Linked DNA regions of Homo sapiens: regions 1 and 3 are each linked to region 2. The links are chromatin loops, found by intact Hi-C in ENCODE. Cell type or tissue: dorsolateral prefrontal cortex. All regions are shown on one strand.

Evidence for each region. Peaks named below come from ENCODE experiments on the same cell type or tissue, not always from the same donor. Only the 100,000 strongest peaks of a DNase experiment are listed, where the experiment ranks them.
Region 1: a loop joins it to region 2, with 7 times the contacts of the local background. A loop is called at or near these places in 76 of 110 quality-filtered maps.
Region 3: a loop joins it to region 2, with 4 times the contacts of the local background. A loop is called at or near these places in 36 of 110 quality-filtered maps.

What each region holds. Positions count from the first base shown.
Region 1 is chr7:36,483,388-36,491,387 of GRCh38, reverse strand. No RefSeq gene overlaps it. Among named protein-coding and RNA genes, the nearest start is that of ANLN, 98 kb to the right of the region's middle. In dorsolateral prefrontal cortex, CTCF peaks have their summits at 3,261 and 3,465; a DNase peak (open chromatin) is centred at 7,374; H3K27ac peaks cover 858 bases.
Region 2 is chr7:37,178,630-37,186,629 of GRCh38, reverse strand. The region is part of intron 13 of ELMO1 (engulfment and cell motility 1); the gene reads left to right. Among named protein-coding and RNA genes, the nearest start is that of ELMO1-AS1, 180 kb to the right of the region's middle. In dorsolateral prefrontal cortex, CTCF peaks have their summits at 4,258 and 4,459 (motif pointing right); a DNase peak (open chromatin) is centred at 4,469; H3K27ac peaks cover 893 bases.
Region 3 is chr7:36,667,528-36,675,527 of GRCh38, reverse strand. AOAH (acyloxyacyl hydrolase) reads left to right here. Exons shown (of 21, transcript NM_001637.4): 3 at 1,519-1,585. Among named protein-coding and RNA genes, the nearest start is that of AOAH, 53 kb to the left of the region's middle. In dorsolateral prefrontal cortex, CTCF peaks have their summits at 4,291 and 4,496 (motif pointing right); a DNase peak (open chromatin) is centred at 4,517.

The sequences.
Region 1 (8,000 bases), 700 kb after region 2:
GTCCTATAGATGAATAATTTTTCTAACAAATCTTCAAAGTCTATAAAAGATTTAGTCCATTAAAATGTTACAAAGTTTATTGTTTCCTGCAATATTTTTACAGGTATATAAAAAGAGCTCTCGTCCATGCTTTTGCTAAGTTACTAATTTCATTACAAGAAAGAAACAACAGGGAAGAAAAAGATTGTATACCCCTAAACTGTAGACTATAAATAGGGTTATAATTTGGCACAGGGAAAGAAATAAGGGAAAGGAGAAAAAGGATAATTAGGATGCAAAAAAGGAACATGGTTTATGAATTACCTTGAAAGCACAATTTTAAAATATAACTATTGTATACCCCTAAACTTTAGACTATAAATGGGTTATAGTTTGGCACAGGGAAAGAAATAAGGGAAAGGAGAAAAAGGATAATTAGGATGCAAAAAAGGAACATGGTTTATGAATTGCCTTGAAAGCATAATTTTAAAATATAACTACTTTAATTCATTCCCATCCTGAGACAATGCACAGAATAAAGCCAACAGTTCCTCCCTGGCCTGCTGACAACTTGATTAAGCCAAGTGACTTCTGATGTCCCCATTCAAAGGAGCAGAAATCCAAGCTAGTGCACAATGCGCAAAAGGAAGTGAGAGACGTTAATGAGATGTTGGATCATTTTGCAGACAACATCAAGGTTGACTAGCTGTGTGGACCAAGTGCACTGCAGGAGTCTCCAACCACTGGAAAATCTGACATTTGCAGAGCTGACTGTTTTGTTCTCCAGCACTGCAACCCTGCTCCCTCCCCAAGCCAGTACGGTGCTCTGCAAAGGTGCCAGCAAGAGCCTTTCCCTCCATCCATCAGAGAGCAAATTGTTCACTATGCAACCATATTCTTTCTCATGGATGCCAAAGAAAATAAAAAATAATGCAGAATATTGGCAAAAAGCCAAACATAGGCAAGGAACTTGAAGTTTTAGCATTTTACTAATTTATAAAGTGGAAACCGATGCAACATTAAGCCTGTTTAGAGCCAGGCCAGTTTGAGTGTTGGCTCTGCCGTGGAACATTAGGAAAGCTACTTAACCACTCTGACCCTCAGGCTCCTCATATTCGTATATCCTTATATTTAACACAGGACTTCTATGAGGACTAGATGAAACAACACATAAAGCACCTAACACAAGTCCACATTATCTTATTCACATTCTCCAAATCCAAAAAGCTCTGACAACCAAAGATTTGTTTCATAGCTCACTTTGGAGGCACACCCTGACCTGCCATGACATGAGGACATTTAGGCTTTATTTATCCCACTTAATATGAACATTTATGTTTCCCTGCAGAAAAATTAATGGGTTGATTATAGGGAGTTGTCCTAGACCCTTCCAGAGCATTATGTAATATATAGCATATGCATAATATTAGCTCTACATATTCAAAACGTTCTGAATTCCAAAGTACATCTGGCCCAAAGAATTTCAGATAAGGAACTGTGAACCAGAGGACATCCTCATTTGATTATTAATTTATAAATCCCCTATGCCCAGTTCATTGAGTACCAAGACCTCCTATGTATGCTTTCAATTTATGATAAAAGAGCTTATGTGAGCGTTTATGGCTGTTTTGAGTAAATTCTATGATATCAGTGAGTTCAGGGTCATCTTCCAAAAGAGAAGCAGAGTTTCTGGGCAAAGCATTCCGCTACTTCTAGACAGCACTTGAGTCTCAAGGCACAAAGCTTAAGGAGGAAAAGTTATAACCTCTCTTGTTCAGGAAACACCATTGAACAAATGAATGGAGTCAAGTTAAAGGAAACAAGGAATGGCCATACCGTAGAAGCCTGCTGAACTCCATCAGGAGCCTGGAAAAGACACTGAGGAGCACTGAGTGATTTGCCTTCTCCCTCCCAGGGTAGGTGCAAACTGCCGACTCCAGGAAGCACTCTAGGAGCTATTCAGTTGGTGCAAAAGTAATTGTGATTTAACAATTAGTGCAGTTAGGAGTGCAGCTTCAGAGCAAGTTTTCATACTACATGGCTGGTCTGCAATGCAGCAGATGGCAAGCACATGGAAATTTGGAAAGATCTAACTTGTAGGAACTGGTTTTGGGCAAAGACTTCATGACTAAAACACCAAAAGCAATGGCAACAAAAGCCAAAATTGACAAATGGGATCTAATTAAACTAAAGAGTTTCTGCACAGCAAAAGAAACTATCATCAGAGTGAATAGGGAGAAAATGTTTGCAATCTATCCATGTGACAAAGGGCTAATATCCAGAATCTACAAGGAACTTAAACAAACTTAAACAAATTTACAAGAAAAAAACAAACAACCCCATCCAAAAGTGGGCAAAGGATATGAACAGACACTTCTCAAAAGAAGACATTTATGCGGCCAAAAAACATATGAAAGAAAAGCTCATCATCATTGGTCATTAGAGAAATGCAAATCAAAACCACAATGAGATACCATCTCATGCCAGTTAGAATGGTGATCATTAAAAAGTCGGGAAACAACAGGTGCTGGAGAGGATGTGGGGCAATAGGAGCGCTTTTACACTGTTGGTGGGAGTGTAAATTAGTTCAGCCATTGTAGAAGACAGTGTGGCGATTCCTCAAGGATCTAGAACCAGAAATACCATTTGACCCAGCAATCTCTGGTATATACCCAAAGGATTATAAATCATTCTACTATAAAGACACATGAACACGTATGTTTATTGCAGCACTATTCACAATAGCAAAGACTTGGAACCAATCCAAATGCCCATCAATGACAGACTGAATAAAGAAAATGTGGCACATATACACCATGGAATACTATGCAGCCATAAAAAAGGATGGGTTCATGTCCTTTGCAGAGACCTGGATAAAGCTGGAAACCATCAATCTCAGCAAACTAACACAGGAACAGAAAACCAAACACTGCACGTTCTCACTCATAAGTGAGAGTTGAACAATGAGAACATGCGGACACAGGGAGGGGAACATCACAAACTGGGGCCTGTCAGGGGGTGGGGGGCTAGTGGAAGGATAGCATTAGGAGAAATACCTAATGTAGATGAGGGGTTGATGGGTGCAGCACACCACCATGGCACGTGTATACCTATGTAACAAACCTGCTCATTCTGCACATGTATCCCAGAACTTAAAGTATAATTTAAAAAAAAAAAAGGAAGAAGAAGAAGCACTGGTTTTGGGGAATTGCATAAATTAAATATACAGTAAGATACAACTATAAAAAATAAATAGCTCTCCATTCATTTCAGGCTGCTTAATTCTTTAGCATACGTTTATCTGAAGGGTGTCATACACTTGTACTCATTTTTAACTACATCTAAAGCTGAATTAATAATAAAATCCTTAACTTTATCAAGAGCATAAGTAATCAATCTTTCAATGCTTTTCAAATGCCACATCGGAGGATATCAAAGCATTGTGGCAAAACTACTAGTGAAGTATTGGCACCATCTGATGGGTGAGATTGGAAACTGCAAGTGTACATGTACCACTTAAAGCTGAAGTTATAAACTTTGACAAGCCAGTGTTATTTCCTCAAGTGCTGATCTCCTTCCAAAATTTTCATCATAAATCCGGCAAATTCACACTAACAGACTGATAGTCACACTAGTAGACTGAGATATTAATCAAGTTGTTAAAAGAAAACATAAATGTAAATATTTTTTAAAGAACTCTTTTATAAGAATTAAAATAAAAGACATACACAAATATACATATCTTTTTTTCACAGGTGTGTTTAAATTTAGTTCTCTTTGAGACCTGGACAGTGCACATTGGTTGTTTACATAAGGAAGAGGTTGTATATTTAGGTTGGTGCAAACGTAATTGCAGTTTTTGCCATTACTTTTAATTGCAAAAACCACTATTAAAAGTAATGGCAAAAACTACAATTACATTTGCACCAACCTAATACAATTCATTCTACAGACTCCTGCTCAAAGAAAAGCCCTATTCTTATGATACATGTGATAAATAAAAAGGAATATTTGAGCTGTATGGGCAATCTCTTTTTATGTTTTCCCACTTTATGTGACTTTTTAAACTGATTGATTGCATTAGATAAAAGGGCTTCTTCTGGGCCAGGTGTGGTGGCTCATGCCTGTAATCCCAGCACTTTGGGAGGATGAGGCGGGCTGATCACTTGAGGTCAGGAGTTCGAGACCAGCCTGGACAACATTGTGAAACCTTGTCTTTACTAAAAATACAAAAATTTGCCAGGCATGGAGGCACATGCCTGTAATCCCAGCTACTAGGGAGGCTGAGGTTGCAGTGAAACGAGATCACACCACTGCACTCCAGCCTGGGCAACAGAGCGACACCCTGTCTCAAAAAACAAAGGTAGGGGGCTTCTTCTGAGTATGTATATATAAATATATATATATATAAATATATATAAATATATATATAAATATATATAAATATATATATAAATATATATAAATATATATATAAATATATATAAATATATATATATATAAATATATATAAATATATATATATAAATATATATATATATAAATATATAAATATATATATATATAAATATATATATATATGCCCTTTTATCTAATGCAATCAATTATATATATATATAATTAGGTTCCCAACAGTCAATACTTTTAATTTTTTCACTCTTCCTCAGAAAATTTTACATAACATTTAAATGTATTAAATAAATAATAAAGACACAAATATTTTGATTAATCATTCTTCGCCTTCGGCCTAGATATGAAAATCAGGGAGACTGAAAAACTGTGGCAATTGTGGAAATAAACAAAGATTACCCAAAGGAGAACAGAGAAGGACTATTTATTCAGAACTTGCTCTAGCAAGGGAGTCAGCTACTGTCACTCGAATTTGGCAGAGACTCAAAGGCAGGCAGAGGAAGGCTTTATAGCAGGGAAAAAAATGGGGAATGCTCCAGTGTGCCCTGATTAGAGGCTGTTGGCATGGGGAAGCTGGAGGTGGTTAGGAAGAAGCAGGGCATCCTATGTGATTGGTTAGGGAAACATATTTGGCTTTCTCTGGTTGGTCTTAAGTTGGACACGGACAAAAACTATGGAAGCTGTCCATTAGTAATTAAGTGACCTCTCAGGGTTAGGGATCTTGGTTATCCTTCCATCCAGGAAAGAGGCCCACACAGCCCCAGAAGCAGACTCCAGCCATTTGGGTGGGGAATTCTGAGGACCAGATACCTGCACATGGTCCAGAAAGGGAAACGCAGGCCCTGGGTGGTCATGTCCCCTTGGCCTTGCAGAGGAGGTGCAAGGTTGGAGATGGGCTGGAGGAGGGGGGCAGGGAGGCAGTCCAAAGCTTGGAGCCCAAGGGAGGGGCCCTGTTGTCTGAGAAGCCACTGTCCTGAGCCTTTGTAAAAACACGAATCTCCCATGATGCTCTTTTCCACTTCCTAACAGCCTCTTATCTGCAGATCCTGGAGTGAGACTTTGAATTCTCCTTTGGCTAAGAGAGTTGTCTCTCACCACCAAAGGCTTACTCAGGGAAAGAATAAAAATTATTACAGGTAACCCTCCAGGCAGGGTCCAAATTTATATTCTCAGTAATTTTAGCAATAGTCACAAAACTTTATTTACATAAATCCATAACAAAAAGTAAAATTAATGTCCCAATTTCAAATATTCTGTCTCACTGGTAAACCAGTTTTCTGGACTTCTAGTTCCAGGAATATGATCACTGTGTGTGTTTGTATTGGCCATCAGGAATAGGTCTGGGATCTTCTTATGCCTTAAGACAAATGGAGGTTATAAACTATTTATGTTAAAAGAGAGAGGGAGGGAGGGAAGGAAAAAGGGATGGAGTCCTATCCGAGAGTCCTTGGTTATTTACCTTTTATAAATTAATTCCCACTAGCCAGTGTGTCAAGGTCAGCAATGACAATATCTTCCAACCCTGATATGTTCTGCATTTGAAACATGTCAAGAGTCGCTTGAGATGACTTACCTATTTTGTTGTCAAACCTATTGCTTAACTTTTCAGCTATTCTTGCCACTGCTCTGAGACAAACAGTGGAATTCAAGAGTTAGTTTTATGACCAGGCTTAAGAGTTTTTCTAAAACACTTCCAGCCAGTGAGCTCAAAACATTCCTTTTCTTAAAAACAGAATTTATTGTACACAACCTTACTGTGACAGGAGAAAGTGTTAAAATTAAAATTCAGAAGAAGCCCTTTTATCTAATGCAATCAATTAATTGAAAAAGTCACATCAAGTGAGAAAGCAAAATAAGAGATTGCATACACACACAGCTCAAATATTCCTTTTTATTCATCACATGTATTGTAAGCACAGCCCTTTTCTTTAAGCAGGAGTCTGTAGAATGAATTATATAACCTCTTCCTTATGTAAACAAACAATGTGCACTGTCCAGGTCTCTAAAGAGAACTAAATTTAAAGAAACTGATGAAGTAATCTCAGAGCATTGTTCTTCTAGATTTCTACTCTTTTTCCCTTTTGTACTTAATATGGCCGCAGTTTCTTTTTTTTAATTTATTTTTATTTTTTGAGACGGAGTCTCACCCTGTCACCCAGGCTGGAGTGCAGTGGCGCAACCTCAGCTCGCTGCAACCTCCACCTCCCGGGTTCAAGCGATTCTCCTGCCTCAGCCTCCCGAGTAGCTGAGACTACAAGTGCGTGCCACAACACCCAGCTAATTTTTGTATTTTTAGTAGAGATGGGGTTTCACCAGGATGGTCTCGATCTCTTGAACTCATGATCTGCCCGCCTTGGCCTCCCAAAGTGCTGAGATTACAGGCGTGAGCCACTGCGCTCGGCAGTTAATCTTTATAGAATCTCTGAGTTATTGTTTAAAAATTTCATTTTCACACTTTCAGTTTATATAATGTTTAACTATGACATTTACAGTATGTCATTTACAACTGGTACGATCACGTTTGGGAGCAAACACTATTGACTCTTCTGACATTTGCTTGTAGAAACAGAAATGCACACACCTGTTAGGGAGCATTCCACTAGCCTCTGATGGTTACCAAAGAATTTTACCAAGGGAATGAGCAAATTAATATAGTGATATAGTTAAGTGGGACTTACAGTCTATTTATGATGAATGCATATGTCCACGCATGCGTTCACATGCACACACACACACACACACACACACACACACACACACACACACTCCCTGACTTCTCAGGAATGTGCATCTTGAGGGAGATCCTTTAGTTTTGTTGAGAAGGGATGTTAACAACGATGCAAATGAATGAAGCCAGGAAGGATAGAGTGGAACTGGACCAAGATGGAACTGGACCAAGATGCCAGACTAGAAGCAGCTCATGTGCACCACTCTCACAGAAAGGAAACAAAAGGGCTAGTGAACACTGACCCTGCAGGCCAGTCATCTGAAAAACTACACTGTGGTCGGGTGCAGTGGCTCATGACTATAATCCCAGCACTTTGGGAGGCCGAGGTGGGCAGATTGCCTGAGGTCAGGAGTTTGAGACCAACCTGGCTAACATGGTGAAACCCCGTCTCTACTGAAAATACAAAAATTAGCTGGGCTTGGGTGGCACATGCCTGTAGTCCCAGCTACTCGGGAGGCTGAGGCAGGAGAATTGCTTCAACCCATGAGGCAGAGGTTGCAGTGAGCCAAGATGGTGCCACTGCACTCCAGCCTGCACAACAAAGCAAGACTCCATCTAAACACACACACACACACACACACACACACACACACACACACACACACATTGGGATCCATCAAGGTAGCCAAGAAACATAGAGAGCAGAACTGGGCACCAGCCTGTCTGGGCTCAGTGCAGAGCCAGGAGAATCTCTCCAATACCAGAAAGGATGAGTGAGTGAGAGCCCCCTGAGGGATTCACACTTTCCACGAGGACCTGTGCAAAACTGAGAATGGGAGAATTCTCCTGGCCTTCCCACACCCCCCACTGCACTTCAAGACTAAGGCAGAGAACCACCTGGACATTTCGCAGGGGCAACTCTTGAGTCCAAGGGGACCTCTCC
Region 2 (8,000 bases):
TGGGCTGTTCATCTTTTAATCATTGAGTTGTAATAGTTCTGTATGTTCTAGATACAAGTCCTTATCAGACATGATTTGCAACTTCTCACATTCTGTGGATTGCCTTCCCACTTTCTTGAGAGTGTCTTTTGAAGCGTGAAAGTTTTTAAATTTGATTTTTATTTTGATATATATCTAGTTTGTTTTTTATTTTTATTGCTTATGCCTTTGGTGTCATAACTAAGAAATCATTGTTCAATTCCAGGTCATGAAGATGTATACCTACATTTTCTTCTAATAGTTTTATAATTTTCACCCTTATATTTAGTTCTTTGATCCATTTTGAGTTAATTGTGTATGGCATAAGGAAGGGGTCCAACTTCATTTTTGCATGTGGATATCTAGTTTTCCTAGCATTATTTGCTGAAAACTGTTCTCTCTTCATTGAATTTTCTTGACACTTTTGTCAAAAATCAATTGACTATAAATGTGAAGGCTTATTTCTGGATTCTTAATCCTGTTCCATTGCTATATGTTTATTCTTATGTCAAGTCCACGCTGTCTTGATTATGGAAACTTTGTAGTAAGTTTTGAAATCAGAAAGTGTGTGTCCTCCAAATTTGTTAGTTTTCAAGATTATTTTGGCTATGGAGGGTGTCTTGAATTTCCACATGAATTTCAGGATTGTCTTGTTGATTTCTACGCAGAAGTCAGCGGAGTTACTGATAGGGATTGTATTGAATCTGTAGATCAATTTAGGAGGAGCATTGCCATCCCAGCTTAACAAGATAAAGCCTTCTAATTCATGAACATGGGATACCCATTGATTTATTTAGGTCATCTTTAATTTCTTTCTACAGTGTTGTGTAGCAGTTTTCAGAATATAAATTTTGTACTTTATCTTTTAAATTTATTCCTATTTCATTCTTTTGTATGCTATTATAAGTAGACCTATATAAATGATCCCTAAGAAGAGTACTTCAAATTTTCTGGATCAAAAATCTTGTCTGGCTTGAGCCATGTAACCATGTTGGCACAATCAGTCACATCTAGGGTTATGTGGTCCTTCCACGTTATATATATGGTATGTATATATATACAGTGCTGTTTCTCCAACAAAAGCTTGAATCTAGGGTGATCTGAGTGGGTTTACCATGCCCACTACAAGCCCCTGCCCAGAAAGTGGACCTTTGTTTGGAACTCAGTTATCACATAAATACTCATTTATTATTTTTTCAGGACTATTCATTTACTTTATGAAAATTAAAATACAATGTTATTTTTAACAAGTAGTAAATGGAAAGAATGAGTAATATTAAAGCTTTCATTTCTATAAATGATACTACTTAGACCTCCCTATTAAATATTCTGGGCTCAGTATCAAATTCTATTGTAATATCTTTGAAAAGCATAGAAGCAGTTTCTAATTTAAAACTCTAGCTAGCTGCTGCTCTGCTAAGAATAAAGATTGACCACAAATTCAACTTAATCTGTCGATCCTTTGCATTTAGGCTATCATATTTGATTCAGAATAACTCCGCTCTTTAAGACAGTTTTTAATGACGTGATGAGAGAGGAAATGCAAAATATTTTACATTAGCCTATACTCTATTTGTCCGTCTAGTTATAATAGACAGACTCATTATAAATTATGACTTCCTATTTCATAGATATGAAGATTAGTCAAATATGTAGAACAAGAGAAAAAAGGATAGCAATGAAGTAATTCGTGATGGACTTTTTTTTTTCTTTTGAGACGGGGTCTCACTTTTTGTCCCAGCTGGCGTGCAGTGGCATGATCATGGCTTACTGCAGACTCACCTTCCTGGGGTCAAGTGATCCTCCCACCTCAGCCTCCTGAGTAACATGCCACCACACCAGGGCTAATTTTTGTCTTTTTTGGGGGGTAGAGATGGGGTTTTGCTATATTACCCAGGCCAATCTCAAACTCCCAGGCTCAAGTGATCTGCCCACCTCTGCCTTCCAAAGTGCTAGGATTATAGGTGTGAGCCATCATGCCATGACGGACTTCATAAACATAGTAAAAGGTTTCAGCCAAAGCAGTTTGATTTAAATGGATGTTTTAATCCTTGGCTTGCAATAATTTTATCCTCTGGAAAGTATGGCTTTTCAGTCAACGTATTCACTTTTGGCCTTGACCGTGTAGAGCAATTACAGGAGCCCATATCAACAAGTGTCTTCAGTTGTTGCATTAGTGCCTGGAGCCAGAACACAAAGGTAGCCAGAGAGGGTGCCCCTAAACCGTGTCTCCCCACATCTCTGACTCTGAACCACACATGCATGGAGCCTACTCAAAGCAACCTAGCTATGGACAGAAGATCTCACTAAGACCAGACTTGTAGCCCTGGAAACAGTTTGCAGTTTGTGCACAGACAAGAGAACTATCTGCTAAAACAAAGGAAGCAACACTCATTGGAGAAAAAACAGAATCCAGAATCTTCACCACCTAACATTCATAATATCTGGAAAAGAATCCAAAATTCCCAGATCATGGAGAATGAGGACAAAAGAAAATCAACTCCAGCTCTCAGATGAACCAGATGTTGAAACTAACAGACAAAAGGTTCAAAACGACTGTGATAACTATCCCCAATGAGAAAAACAAACCATGTTTTCAATGAATGAGAATCTTAGCAGAGAAATTAGAGGTGTTGGTAGAGAAATGGAAAACAGTAGGAAGCAACCAAATGGAAATTCTAGAAACAAAAAATAAAATTTCTGAAGTTGTATGTAACAATATATAATAGATCTTTTATAAATGTAAGCTATTATTATTATATAAGGGTAAAGATAAGGTATTTTGCCTTTATTTTATTATACGTTTACCAGTGAAATCGAAGCAGATAGGACAATTCTATCCACCTTTTCATCTTCTAAACCTTATTCTCTTTGGCCTTGAGAAAAAAAAAGTCTGGAATATACTTAGTGAAGTGAGAAAGTTGAGGGAGGTGGGGGACATAGACTATGGCCCTTCCCTCTTTCCTGCTACTTCTGTCCTGCTGTGAGCACATCTGTGCTGTTGTGCTTTATAGAGAAAATTCCAGTTTACCTCCCTATTTCTCTCTCTCTCTTCTGGGTCCTGAGTAACAGGAGGTCAGCTTTTCTAGGCCTTTCTTATCTCTTCCCCTGATAAAAGTTGGATTCATGTGTAGTGCACGAACAAATAAAGCTTTGGGGCTCTGGTTCCCTCCTCTTCTCCCCCTGCCTCTTCCTCCTCATTGTCACATCCTTATTGTAAATACTTTAGGGGCAGTGTATAAAAAATGGCACTAATTACTGAAACAATGTTATTTACCACATACACTGGCAGAATGTTTACTATGTTTCTTTACAGCCGGGGTTTATTTTTGTTTGATGTATTTAGTTGCTGTGAAAATGAACGTGTTGCTCACTCTCGATAGACCTGTTCTTCCTCCTCCTTCCTCCTTCTCCTTCTGTGCCAGATCGTCCTCCTCTTCAGCAGCTTCTCTTCCTTCATTAGGCCTTCTGGGCAGTTTTTAGGATGTCTGCTCCTAAACTATTTCCATTTAAAATTGTTCTAGTGTATCAACACACCAATCACTTTGACTCCATGCAAGCTGGTCTCTGCATTTCAAACCTAGCTTCCGTGTGTTAGTCCTTTTTGACATTTTTATAGGGTTTCTCCAGGAAAAAAAAGAAGAGCATAGCAAAGGTATGAGCCATCCTTATGGAGTGCCAGCCTAGAGGGAAAGAGGAACTAAACATTGTTTGTATACTTACCACCTATGAGGGCCCCTCCACCATGTTTGACACACTCTTCTTGCAGCTAACTGGTGAAATAGATGTTTTGTCCCTGGTTTTATATCTAAAAATACTATACTGAGGTTAAGTAACCTGCCCAGAGTCTCACACGGGGTAAGAAGGGACACCAGAATTCAGTGATAATTGTATCATTCCCAAGCCTCTTGGCTTTTTAAATTTATTTACTCTAAACCATACTGCACCTCTCTAAGTAAAAGGTTAAGAGAACTCAGGAATGCAAATGAAAAAGCGCTTGTCAAGGGAGAGAGAAGAGAGAGAGGAGGGGGAGGGAGAGAGAGAGAGAAAGAGAGAAAGAAGGAGAGCGAGACCGATCGTGCCATTGCACTCCAGCGTGGGCAACCAAGCGAGACTCCGTCTCAAAAAAAAAAAAAAAAAAAAAAAAAAGTAGAGCACAAGAGCACTCATGATCTTCCTATGTTGTCATTTTTAGCCTTTTTCCACCTTATATGTGCTGAGAGCTGTTCTGCTGCCATTTTCTCTCCCTGCCTCAAGAGCACATTTAAGTGCAAGTGAATGGGGTGGGATTGTGATTGTTACACTGAGTGATTGCTTAGAATCTGCCCTACCGTATCTGCCGGTGTATAAAACTCTACCGATGTTACCAAACTCTGAGAGGATGTGAAGCTCTAGTTTTCACTGTGCTGAGCTGATTACCTCATGTCGTCACCAGGGGGCAGCACCTTCCCATGCCTTTGGACTTAGGAGCCTCGGGGCGGTGGGAAGCCCACACCAAACCCCATGCCTTAGCTGGTCACCTCTTACCTTCCAAGCCTGATCCAAGTTTGGGCAAAACGGATGTAAATGTGTTTTTAATTTTTTTTTTCTTATTTGAGAGGGGGGCAATTGGAGGGAGGAAATACAGCTTATATGTTGGCATACACATTTGAAATATTTGGTACTTTCTAAGCAGGAGTTTTATGTGTATTCTGTGTTCTTTTCTCTACTGAGAAAATAACTATTTCCTTTGCTAGGGATGCAGTAATCAGCAATGCCTGTTGCAACCATAAGTTACACCATATTTTCTCAAAGAAACATGGTAGTAATCAGAGGCCATTGTTCAAAGTACTGACTTTAGTCAGCTGACCTGCAATCAAACCTCAGTTTAGGCACTTACTAGCTGTGTGACCCTGGGCAAAATACTTAACCTCTCTGAGCATCACATACTCATCTGTGATATGAGGACTGCAATACATTCCTGCTTTCTTTTTTTGACAAATATTTATTGAGAATTTCTTTACTTGTGGAATGTGGTATTATGTCCTGTGTTTAATGGTCTTTATATGTATCTCCCAGTTCAGTTTCATATAAATTGGCCTCTTGTTTCTGTAACTAGGATTGCATTTCTGTCAAAAGTCTTGGCTTATACAAGGACGCTCAAAGGCCATCCAATCTGCAAATACAAGACAGAGCTGCCTCAGGAAATGCCCGATGATTTAATTAAAATGTGAAGAGTAGCCCACAGAGAGGGCAGGTGTGGTGTAACCCCACCCTGCAGGGATGAGGCGGGCATCCTCCTTCTCGGTGACTTAGCCTGGAGTACTACCTTGGAGTAGTTTCAGAGACGGTTCTCAGGACAAAAAGTTGACCCCTGTTTTAGGGAGGCTGCCTTGTGGCCACTGGGCATGCTGATGGTTTGCCATCTAACACTTTATGCCTCTCACTTGTCCCCATTTTGAGTCCAGGCAACTGTGACCCCTGGAATTATGGAGAGTCTCTTGGGACTGTCGTTATTATTTTTATTCTTACTGAGGTAAAATTCACATAACATAAAATTAAGCATGTTAAAGTAGACATTTCATTTAGTACATTTATAATATTGCACAATCACCCACTATCTAGTTCCAAAAATCATTTTTTTGAGTTTCTATTTTGATATGATTTTAACCTAGGAAAAAAATTACAAGAATTGTACAAGGAACTCTGCATAACCTTCCACCAGATATATTCACTGTTGATGTTTTGCCTCATTTCCTCCCTGGTGTTTGCTTTCTCTCTTTCTCTGTTTGCGTGTGCATGTGTGTGTGTGTGTGTGTGCGCATATGTGTGTGCATATGTGCATATGTGTGTGTGTATATATACATATTTTTCCCCAAAAAAACACTTTAGAGCATGCTGGAGACATTGTGTCCCTTTAGCACTAAATACTTAGTAGGTACGTATTTGCTAATATGGCCCTATTGTACAATTATAAAAACCTGAAAATGTAACATTCATACAATTCTATTGTCTAATCCACAGTCATGACTCAAAATTCATCAAATTTCCTTTACACTTATTCTTTCCTAGACGAGGATGCAGTCCTCCATCCTGTGCGGATTTAGCTGTCTTTCTTTTTGCTCTCCTTTGATCTGGAATAGTGCTTTGCCTTTCTGTGTGTTCTTTGACCTTGACATTTCTAGGAGAATACAGACCATGGTTTTGTGCATCATCTCTCTCAATTTGGATTTGGCTAATGCTTTTCATGATTAGATTCAAGTTCTTATATATCATCTCCCTCCCAAGGGAAAATGGGTCCTGATTTCCACATGCTAAACTTAGGAGCATTGATTATCCTATTACCCCTACAAAAACCAGTGATGGCACGGAGACGGCATTTTTCAGCCTTACATTGTAAAGCTGTCCCAATTCTGTGGGCTATAGTGATATGAGGGTCAGTTTCCTGAAGACCATGGAAAATCTGCTGCTATTCCTTTAGTTTCGGGCATCATAGAATGGGAGGTTTATGGCTTCAAGACTGGAAGATGGTGATGCAGAAGCACATTGTGCAGCCCTTTGGGTTAAAAATCATTCTTTCATATTGTGTGGCAAAATGGAATTTGCTTTATGTTCATTCACTTGTCAGATGCTGAGTGAGAAAATGACAATTTACAATGTAAATTCTTAAGATAATTAAGTCAGTCTTCTATGGCATGGTGAAAAATTCCCCAGGCTGCCTACTGGGCTCCTGCACACTTTGCCTAGAAGGATGAATTCTTCTCTTTACCTCGCTGTGTAACTTCCCTCTGCCAAGCAAAAGCACCTCGCTACCTTGAGAATAAATTGACAATCTCAATTTTGATATGTTGCTGATTTCTTTTGTGTACATGATTATTAATGTACAGCTTATCTTAGCAGCAGATCCAAGGAAGTGATTCTTTCTTTCTACTGTTTCCATGTAGCCAGCCTTGCCCAAGTCTTTGTTCCTCTTTCCCCATTCACATGTATTTGATAATTCAGCTTTTCCTAAAATATTTTGCCTTTTGTTTTTAAAGTTGAAAGAGCTATATGCAAGGCCGGGCTCGGTGGCTCACGCCTGTAATCCCAGCACTTTGGGAGGCCGAGGCAGGCGGATCACAAGGTCAGGAGGTCGAGACCAGCCTGGGCAACATAGTGAAATCCTGTCTCTACTAAAAATACAAAAAATTAGCCGGTCGTGGTGGCGGGCCCCTGTAATCACAGATACTCGGGAGGCTGAGGTGGGAGAATCACTTGAACCCTGGAGGCGGAGGTTGCAGTGAGCCAAGATCGCGCCAGTGCACTCCAGCCTGGGTGACAGTGTGAGACTCCGTCTCAAAAAAAAAAAAAAAAGAGCTATATGCAAACATTCAGATTAAATTTGGATTACTTTTAAGCCACATGAACAAAATTCCCCTCGCCAGTCTGTTCCCTCTAAGAAAAAAATTATCTGTTGCCTTTTTTTCTTAAGCTATCTATTTGGAAATAATTTGGGGTTGACTGAACTGTCGCAGCCATAGTACAGAGTGTTACCCTGTTCCCTTTACCTAGCTTCCGGCAATGCTAATATCATACACATTATGTCTTACACAAAGTATATTTATCAAAACCAAATATTAACAGTGTGTGATCCTGTTAACCAAACAGCAGAGTGTTTTAGGATTTCACCAGGTTTTTCCCTGATGTCCTTTTCTTTCCTCAGATCCCAGGTAGCATTTAGTTATAGTCTCATTCAACCTGCGACAGCTTCTCAGTCTTTCCTTATTTTTAATGGCCTTGATATTTCCTAGCAAGTCTGGTCATGTGTTTTGTAGACTGTTCTTCAGTTTGGGTTTGTCTCATATTTCTCATGATTAGACTGGGGTTATAGGTTTTTGGAGAGAAACTTACAGAGGCAAGGTGCCTTGCCACCTCGTATGAGGAGGTACGTCTCTCCTGACTTTTACAATTTTTATTCTCTACTATTGTGTGGTTTTAAATATCTTTCTATGGTGCTAATACTG
Region 3 (8,000 bases), 510 kb after region 2:
TCTTAGGCTTTCCTTTGTGGGAAGTTTTTAATTACTAATTCAATCTCTTTACTTGTTATATGTTTCTTAAAATTGTCTATTCTTGAGTCCATTTGGGCATTATGTGTCTTTCTAAGAATTTTTTATTTTATCTAAGTTACCTAATTTATTGCCATGCACCTGTTCATAACATTCCATTATAATCCTTTTTATTTCTTTAAGGTCACTCATAATGTGAGGACACAGTTTTAATTGCCTACTTCAAAGGCACAATTTATTTATTTATTTATTTGAGACGGAGTTTCACTCTTGTTGCCCAGGCTGGAGTGCAATGGCACGATCTCGGCTCACTGCAACCTCCACCTCCCGGGTTCAAGCGATTCTCCTGCCCCAGCCTCCCTAGTAACTGGGATTACAAGCACCTGCCACTACACCCAGCTAATTTTTTGTGTTTTTAGGAGAGACGGGGTTTCACTATGTTGGCCAGGCTGGTCTCAAACTCCTGACCGCAGGCGATCTACCCGCCTTGCCCTCCCAAAGTGCTGGGATTACAGGCGTGAGCCGCTGCACCCAGCCGAGCACAGTGTATTTAAAGTCTCGTACTTTTTTGTCTAAAAAGTCATAGAATAGATCTATTTTAATACAAAAATAATATTTCACATTATTTAACATTAAGCAAAATTGAAGTACCAGGGAGCATTCCCATATTTATCTTGTTTCACCACTCCATCATCCAGCAAGGCCCGGGCCCCCCTATGTGAGACACATCATGACAAGATAGATTCTCCTTAATCAGGGTTTTCTAGCTCTTTCCAGGACAGCTGATCTGTCCCTAACTCTGCTAAGATCCTGAGTTGAATTACCAGGGCTCCACAATAGACTCACAAACTGGAGAAACAGGACCAAAGAGCTAACAAGTTTCATTGGGTGGATAGAGGAACTCACAAAACATTCATGTGCTCTCATAGGTCAGGGGAGATTATGTTGTTAGTAGGAGTATTTGTGTGGAGTGTATCTATGTCCTGTGATGAAGGTGGCAGTGCAGGATCACCTGTAACTGTCATCTCCTTTTACCTCTGGGATAACAACAGCAAAAACTAAGGACCCCAAGTGAAGTATTTTCCTTTGAATAAACACCAGAAAAGACCATTTCTAACAGAGCTACATTTCAGATGATTGACTAATGCAAGTCTCATTTCTTTCAACTTCAACAAATGAGGTCATAGCCAACATTCAGGTATTCCCTGTAGAAAAAAAAGAAAGAAAGAATGAACGAAAAGGAAAACCCAGCATTAAACTGTGTTTTTAGAATAAATTGGTTATCTTTAACCTGGACGGTTAGGTGGCATTCACATAAACCTGAGATAGAAGTGATATTTAATGCATACATTAGCTGAAACATTTCCTTCAAATCCTTAAAATTAAATTAATCATAAATTAATCACTCAGCTTCAGTTCCTAGCAAAGATAATCATTATTAAGGTGTGTTAAATTCGTCGCAATAAAAATATATTCAATTTCCCTCTTTATATTTTTTAGAAAAACTGTTCTTGAAAACCACCTGCTATTTAGTCATTGACAAGTTTGGATCAGACATCATAAAACTGTGAGTATGCCATGACACATAACTCTGATTCCATTGCTGGGACATGGGAGGAACAAGAAAACTGGGAGGTGGGAGGCTCTGTGTTCAGCATGATGCGCTTTCTGGACAGGGCTCGAGGTGTTATTCCAGCTCTTAGTAATAGTGGAAAATTGGAACCTAATTTGGATCCTTCGTCACTCTACGCAAAGGCTCCCCTTGAATTACAGTGTGGTAACCTGTACTTGGGTGATTGAACCTTTCTCCTGAGCCCTCTCCGCCTCCCTGGATTCCCAGGCCACATCTTCTCTCCCCACTTAGCTGGTTTCCTGGCTTCTCTCCGCCTCCCTACTCCCAGCCCTTGCTCCTCGCATTATCACAGTCTGCTTTTTCTTTTACTGTTTTTCTTTTTTTCCTTTTTTCTTTTCCTGAGACAGAGTCTTGCTCTGTAGCCCAGGCTGGAGGGCAGTGGTGTGATCTCGGCTCACTGCAACCTCCACCTCCCAGGTTCAAGCAATTCTCCTGCCTTAGCCTAAGAGGCTGGGATTACGGCGGGCATGTGCCACCACACCGGCTAATTTTTGTATTCTTAGTAGAGATGGGGTTTCACCATGTTGGCCAGGATAGTCTCAAACTCTTGACCTCATGATCCACCCACCTTGGCCTCTCAAAGTGCTGGAATTACAGATATGAGCCACCAGGCCCAGCTACTATTTTTCTTTTTTTGAGCTCAGGGCACTGAATCAAATAAGCCCTGTTTCTCAGTTCATGGCAGTCTCTCATCAATGATCCATACATGGCTGTCTTACACTTTTTATATTCTTATTTAGTTACTTTGAATACTGAAATAAGCTCCTGAACCCACCACCCAAAACAGTCTAGGACCTTGACCATAACTTTCTCTGCTCCTATGGTCCCTCCCCTTTATTCTCAGGCTTTTCCCACCCAAGTGAGCATCATCCTAAATTCCGTGTTCATCCTTCTTCTGCTTTCTATAAAAAAAATTATGGAGGTTTTTCTATAGTTTTATTATGTATAAAATATACAAATATAAATCATTCATTATCATATAATACATGTTATTATAAACATTTTATAATTTATTACACATAAATTATATGTTTAATTGCTTTCTGGTTTTAACTCTTGTGAACAGTACTCCTAGGAACATTCTATTTTTTTTTAACTTTAAGTTCTGGGATACATGTGCTGAACATGCAGGTTTGTTACATAGGTTTACATGTGCCATGGTGGTTTGCTGCACCTATCAACCCGTCATCTGGGTTTTAAGCCCCACATTCATTAGGTATTTGTCCTAATGCTCTCCCTCCCCTTTCCCCCACCTTCTGACAGGCTCTGGTGTGTGATGTTCCCCTCCCTGTGTCCATGTGTTCGCATTGTTCAACTCCCACTTATGAGTGAGAACATGTGGTGTTTGGTTTTCTGATCTTGTGATAGTTTACTGAGAATGATGGTTTCCAGCTTCATCCGTGTCCTGCAAAGGACGAGCACTCATCCTTTTTATGGCTTCATAGTATTCCATGGTGTATATGTGCCACATTTTCTTTATGCAGTCTATCATTGATGGGCATTTGGGTTGGTTCCTAGGAACATCCTTACATGATTCCTCTTCAAGGGGCCATTAGCCTTACAGCAGAGATGTTCACAAGACAGCATCCCCCCTCTACAACAGGGTAGCCTAGAGTCTACAACATTTTAAAGACAGAAGGAACTTAAAATCATACAGGCAGGGAGGTCATCAGTAATCTGTCATACTGTGCATCTGCCTCTCTTAATAGCGATCTCGCTCTGTTGTGGCAAACAATTTTTCATAACCCCTGGGCTGTGTTTGGAAGGCAGGGACCCTTTATTCTTAGCTAGTGCCACTATTATTGCCACTGCCTCCTAACAGGACTCCAGGCCTACAAACTTGCCCATTGCCCTGCAATTTCATAATCTACATTATAGCTAGACTAGTATGTTTTAATGCAAACCTAACTATGGTACTCCCTTAACGTAAAATTATTCGAAGTCTTCACATCCTCTGGAGGACTCCTAGCCCCATACACAAGGCTCATCAGGAACTGGTTTCTGAGGGCATTTCCAGACTCACCCCTTGCCACTCCATAGCACACTACACTTCAAACCACTTGTAGTCTCCCCACACACCAGGAGGTTTCTGCCTCAGGATCTTTGTACGAGATGTTCACTCAGCTTGGCACATCCAAAACCTCTACCCCCTACCTCTACCCCAAACAAATCTTATGAACCCACTCCTATACACACAGGCAAACAGGCACACACACACACACACACAAACACGTGCACACACACAGATGCACACACGCACACACACATACACACACACGCATGAGCACATGCACACTCATACAGACATGTACATTCATGAGCATGCACGCATTTTCCTAATACCCTGTGCAAGCCCGTAGCATGGCATTTACCACAGCTGTTTGTAACTGAATTATCCATTTACTTTTCTAAGCTGCTATCTAGATGGAAAACAGTTTGAGGGCTAGGACTACATTTTATTCATCTTTGCATCTATCTGCAGGTACTTAGCAAAATACTGACTATATGTTTATGAAAGTAAAAAAGAAAGTAAGAAAAAGAGGTAGGAAGAGTTGGGGGGAAAAGGAGAGAGCTTTGTATCTCCAGGCCCAGGTGTAATACTTAAGCATGGAAAGTCTTCAATAAGTGTTTGTTGAATTAATAAATTTTTTTAAAAAAAGTATGATTACAGATGAGCCATGACTAGATTGCTGTGAAGAAAGCCTTTTAAAAGTATGAAAACAGTAAAAAAAAGAAACCCTTTTCGTCTATTTGATGAATCTATTTATACACCTAGTAGGAGCCTAGATCAGGGAACCAGATCAGCAAGCTGAAAAGTCCCAGAACTCAAAGGGGGCAATACATGCAAATGTCCAAAAGGGGGTGCCAGAGAGCAGCTCCCAACAGCAGTGTGCTGGGAGTTACCGAGAAGTGGCCTGGGTAATTCAGACACAACTTGCTCTTCTGTACCTGGCTATAGAGTGGTGAGTGTGAGAACCAGTGAAGCACAAGGATCAGAGAAAGGACAGACACAATACTCATCACTGCAGATGCAAACTGTACAGCATGTGAACTGTACAAGAGACAAGCGGGCATAGGTATGGAGAAAGAATGGGACCAGCGGGCCGGGCGCGGTGGCTCACGCCTGTAATCTCAGCACTTTGGGAGGCCAAGGCGGGCGGATCACGAGGTCAGGAGATCGAGAGCATCCTGGCCAACATGGTGAAACCCTGTCTCTACTAAAATACAAAAAAAATTAGCCGGGTGTGGTGGCGCGCGCCTGTAGTCCCAGCTACTCGGGAGCTTGAGGCAGGGGAATCGCTTGAGCCCTGGAGACCGAGGTTGCAGTGAGCTGAGATGACGCCACTGCACTCCAGCCCGAATCACATTTTTCTTTCTAATAAAGAGACTAATTCTCGCTAGCATGAGGTGGGCCACTTTTGAAGAACCACAGATGTAATAAATGAATAAATAACAGATGTCTGATCCCACCTTCGTGGTTCTGTCCACCATGTGTTTTGTTTGTCCATAATTTCCTATGTGTATTAGTTGTGAGCTGATAGAAATGTTTCCTCATTGGGCATGTTCTTCATACAGCTTGTTTTAAGCCATCAGACACAGCTCGAGATTGATGGAGAGCCTGAAAATGACAACCTCATGATTTAGTTTTACTTGAATATCAGTCTTCCAATATTAAATGTATTTTCTAACCCAAAGGGCATCCTTCCTTATTATTTCACACCACTCAGTTCTCAATAATTCATGGACTAATTGTGCAGCAATTACATTTCCTTCCTACAGGCAGAGCCACAAGATGTTAAAAAAAAAAAACAAAAAAAGGATACCTGAGAACTCAGGGGTTCCCCTAAGAACCTGAGTCATGCAGGGAGGAGCTACTTCAGGGGGCAGCTCAATCCCAGCCAGTGACACAGCTGGGTCCCCTCTGTGTGTCTCAGACCGCCATTGCTCTCTCCATTCCTGTAGCAAGCCTGACTCTGGTCTCTGTCTGGCTGTGTTGCTTTCTGGTATCTATTTATGCTTCTCTCTAAATCACAAATTCTTATGTCCTAAGCCCAGGAGCTCTCTGAGATCAGGACAGGCATAAACTACTAACAGTTTTAAGAAAAAAATGCAAAACAGAATTGATAACAATTATGGTATACCTTAGATGTAATTAATGGCTTTGGGAGAGGCATTAAAAATACAGGGCAGAGCCACTGCACTCTGTGACTCATGCCTGTAATCCCAGCACTTTGGGAGGCTGAGGCGGGTGGATCACTTGAGGTCAGGAGTTTGAGATCAACCTAACCAACATGGTGAAACCCCATCTTTACTAAAACTATAAAAATTAGCCAGGCATGGTGGTGAGTGCCTGTAATCTCAGCTACTCAGGAGGCTGAGGCAGAAGAATCACTTGAACCCAGGAGGTGGAGGTTGCAATGAGCCAAAATCATGCCACTGCACTCCAGCCTGGGCAACAGAGAAAGACTCCATTTAAATTAAAAAAAAAAAAAAAAAAAGGTGGGGGGGGAATATAATTCTGTTATTCCCAAGATAATTACAAGATTTATAGAAATAATTAAATTCTAGTACACTATAAAGGATGTGACCTAGAAACAAGATAAAAGTATTAAGTTATATGAAGAAGATCTTCCAGTTCTGCTGGGGGATCTCTGTGACTACAATTTGTATATAAAACCTCCTTTGAAAGTAATGTCACAGGTCTAAATATGAGCACTTTCAAGTGAAAAAGGCTCTATTCCCCTAACCCTGCCACAGGCTCTGTTACTCTGCCATGTGGTCATCCTTGCTCCTCTTTAGATTTATGATGATAACGATGGTCATCATCATCGACTGTAATTCTACCATGATTCTAATTCAAGCAATCAATTAGCTGGCTATGCCAAAGTGTTGAAGCCCTGCCCTTCCTGCATGCTGCACTCTGTACACTTCTATAGCTGTAAAGGTAGTAAAAGGAAGTAAATGAAAATGTGATAGGTTCAACATTATGAAGTTTGAAAGTCACCACTCTGTTCTAACAGCAGGTTAAAAAGCTGAACAAACTGAAAAACCAACAATACTTCATAGATCTTTAAGAGAAGTAAGATCAGGGCTGGGTGTGATGGCTCACGCCTGTAATCCCAACACTTTGGGAGGCCAAGGCAGGTGGATCACTTGAGTCCAGGAGTTTAAGACCACTTTGGCCAACATAGTGAAACCCCGTCTCTACTAGAAATACAAAAATTAGCCGGGGGTGGCGGTGCACCTCTCTAATCCCAGCTACTCTAGAACCTGAGGCATTAGAATCACTTGAACCCAGGAGGCGAAGGTTGCAGTGAGCTGAGATAGCGCCATTGCACTACAGCCTGGGTGACAGGGGGAGACTCTGCCTCCAAGAAATCAAACAAACAACAAAAGAAGTAAGATTATTGGGCAAGCAGCTGCCTCCGAAAGTGGGGAGAAACAGGTGGATACAGAGAATCACAACTTTCCAGGGCAAAAATTGCCACAGGAGCCAGCATTAAAGAAAGATAATCTGTACTGTAATAGACAAATTGCTGGAGCTAGACGTAGACAAGACTGTGTTAAAAATTCCAGGGGAACCAAGTCATAGGGGTGTGCCCACCCACTCTTTTGTGAGTTTTACCTCCAAGAGTTCAACTGATTTCTCATAGTAGTTATTAGAGACACACACACACACACAAAAACCTCTCATGTTTCTGATGGTAGGAGTGAGGGAGCAGGGGAGAAATGAAAAAGAGTAGAAAACAAAAATAAAAACAAAGAACAACGGTAACAAATAAAAAACAGTAACAAATATGGTAGGTATTAACTATATCAATAATCATTTTGACTGTCAATGGTTTAAATGCACCAACTAAGAAACAGAAATTGTCAGAGTGGATCAAAAAATTAGACTCAATTATATGCTGTCTAGCAAGAAACTCACTTTAAATATAAAGATAAATATAGATTAAAAGGAGATAGAGAAAGCTATACCATGCTAGCATTAATCAAAAGAAAGAGCAGCCATGTTAATTTGAAACAGAACATACTTCAAAGTGAGGAAAGTTATCAGGGATAAAGGGATAAGAGTTACATAATGATAAAGTGGTCAGTTCTCCAATAAGACAAAAATTCTTAATATGTATGCACCAAAAACAGAGCATCAAAATATGGGAGGCAAAAACTGATGGAACTGCAAGGATAAATAGATGAATCTATTATTGTAGTTGGAGACTTCAACATCCCTCTATCAGAAACGGACAGATCCAGCCAACAGAAAATCAGTAAAGACATATGGTAATCTTCCCTTATCTGTGAGAAATATGTTCCAAGACCACCAGTGGATGCCTGAAACCATGGATAA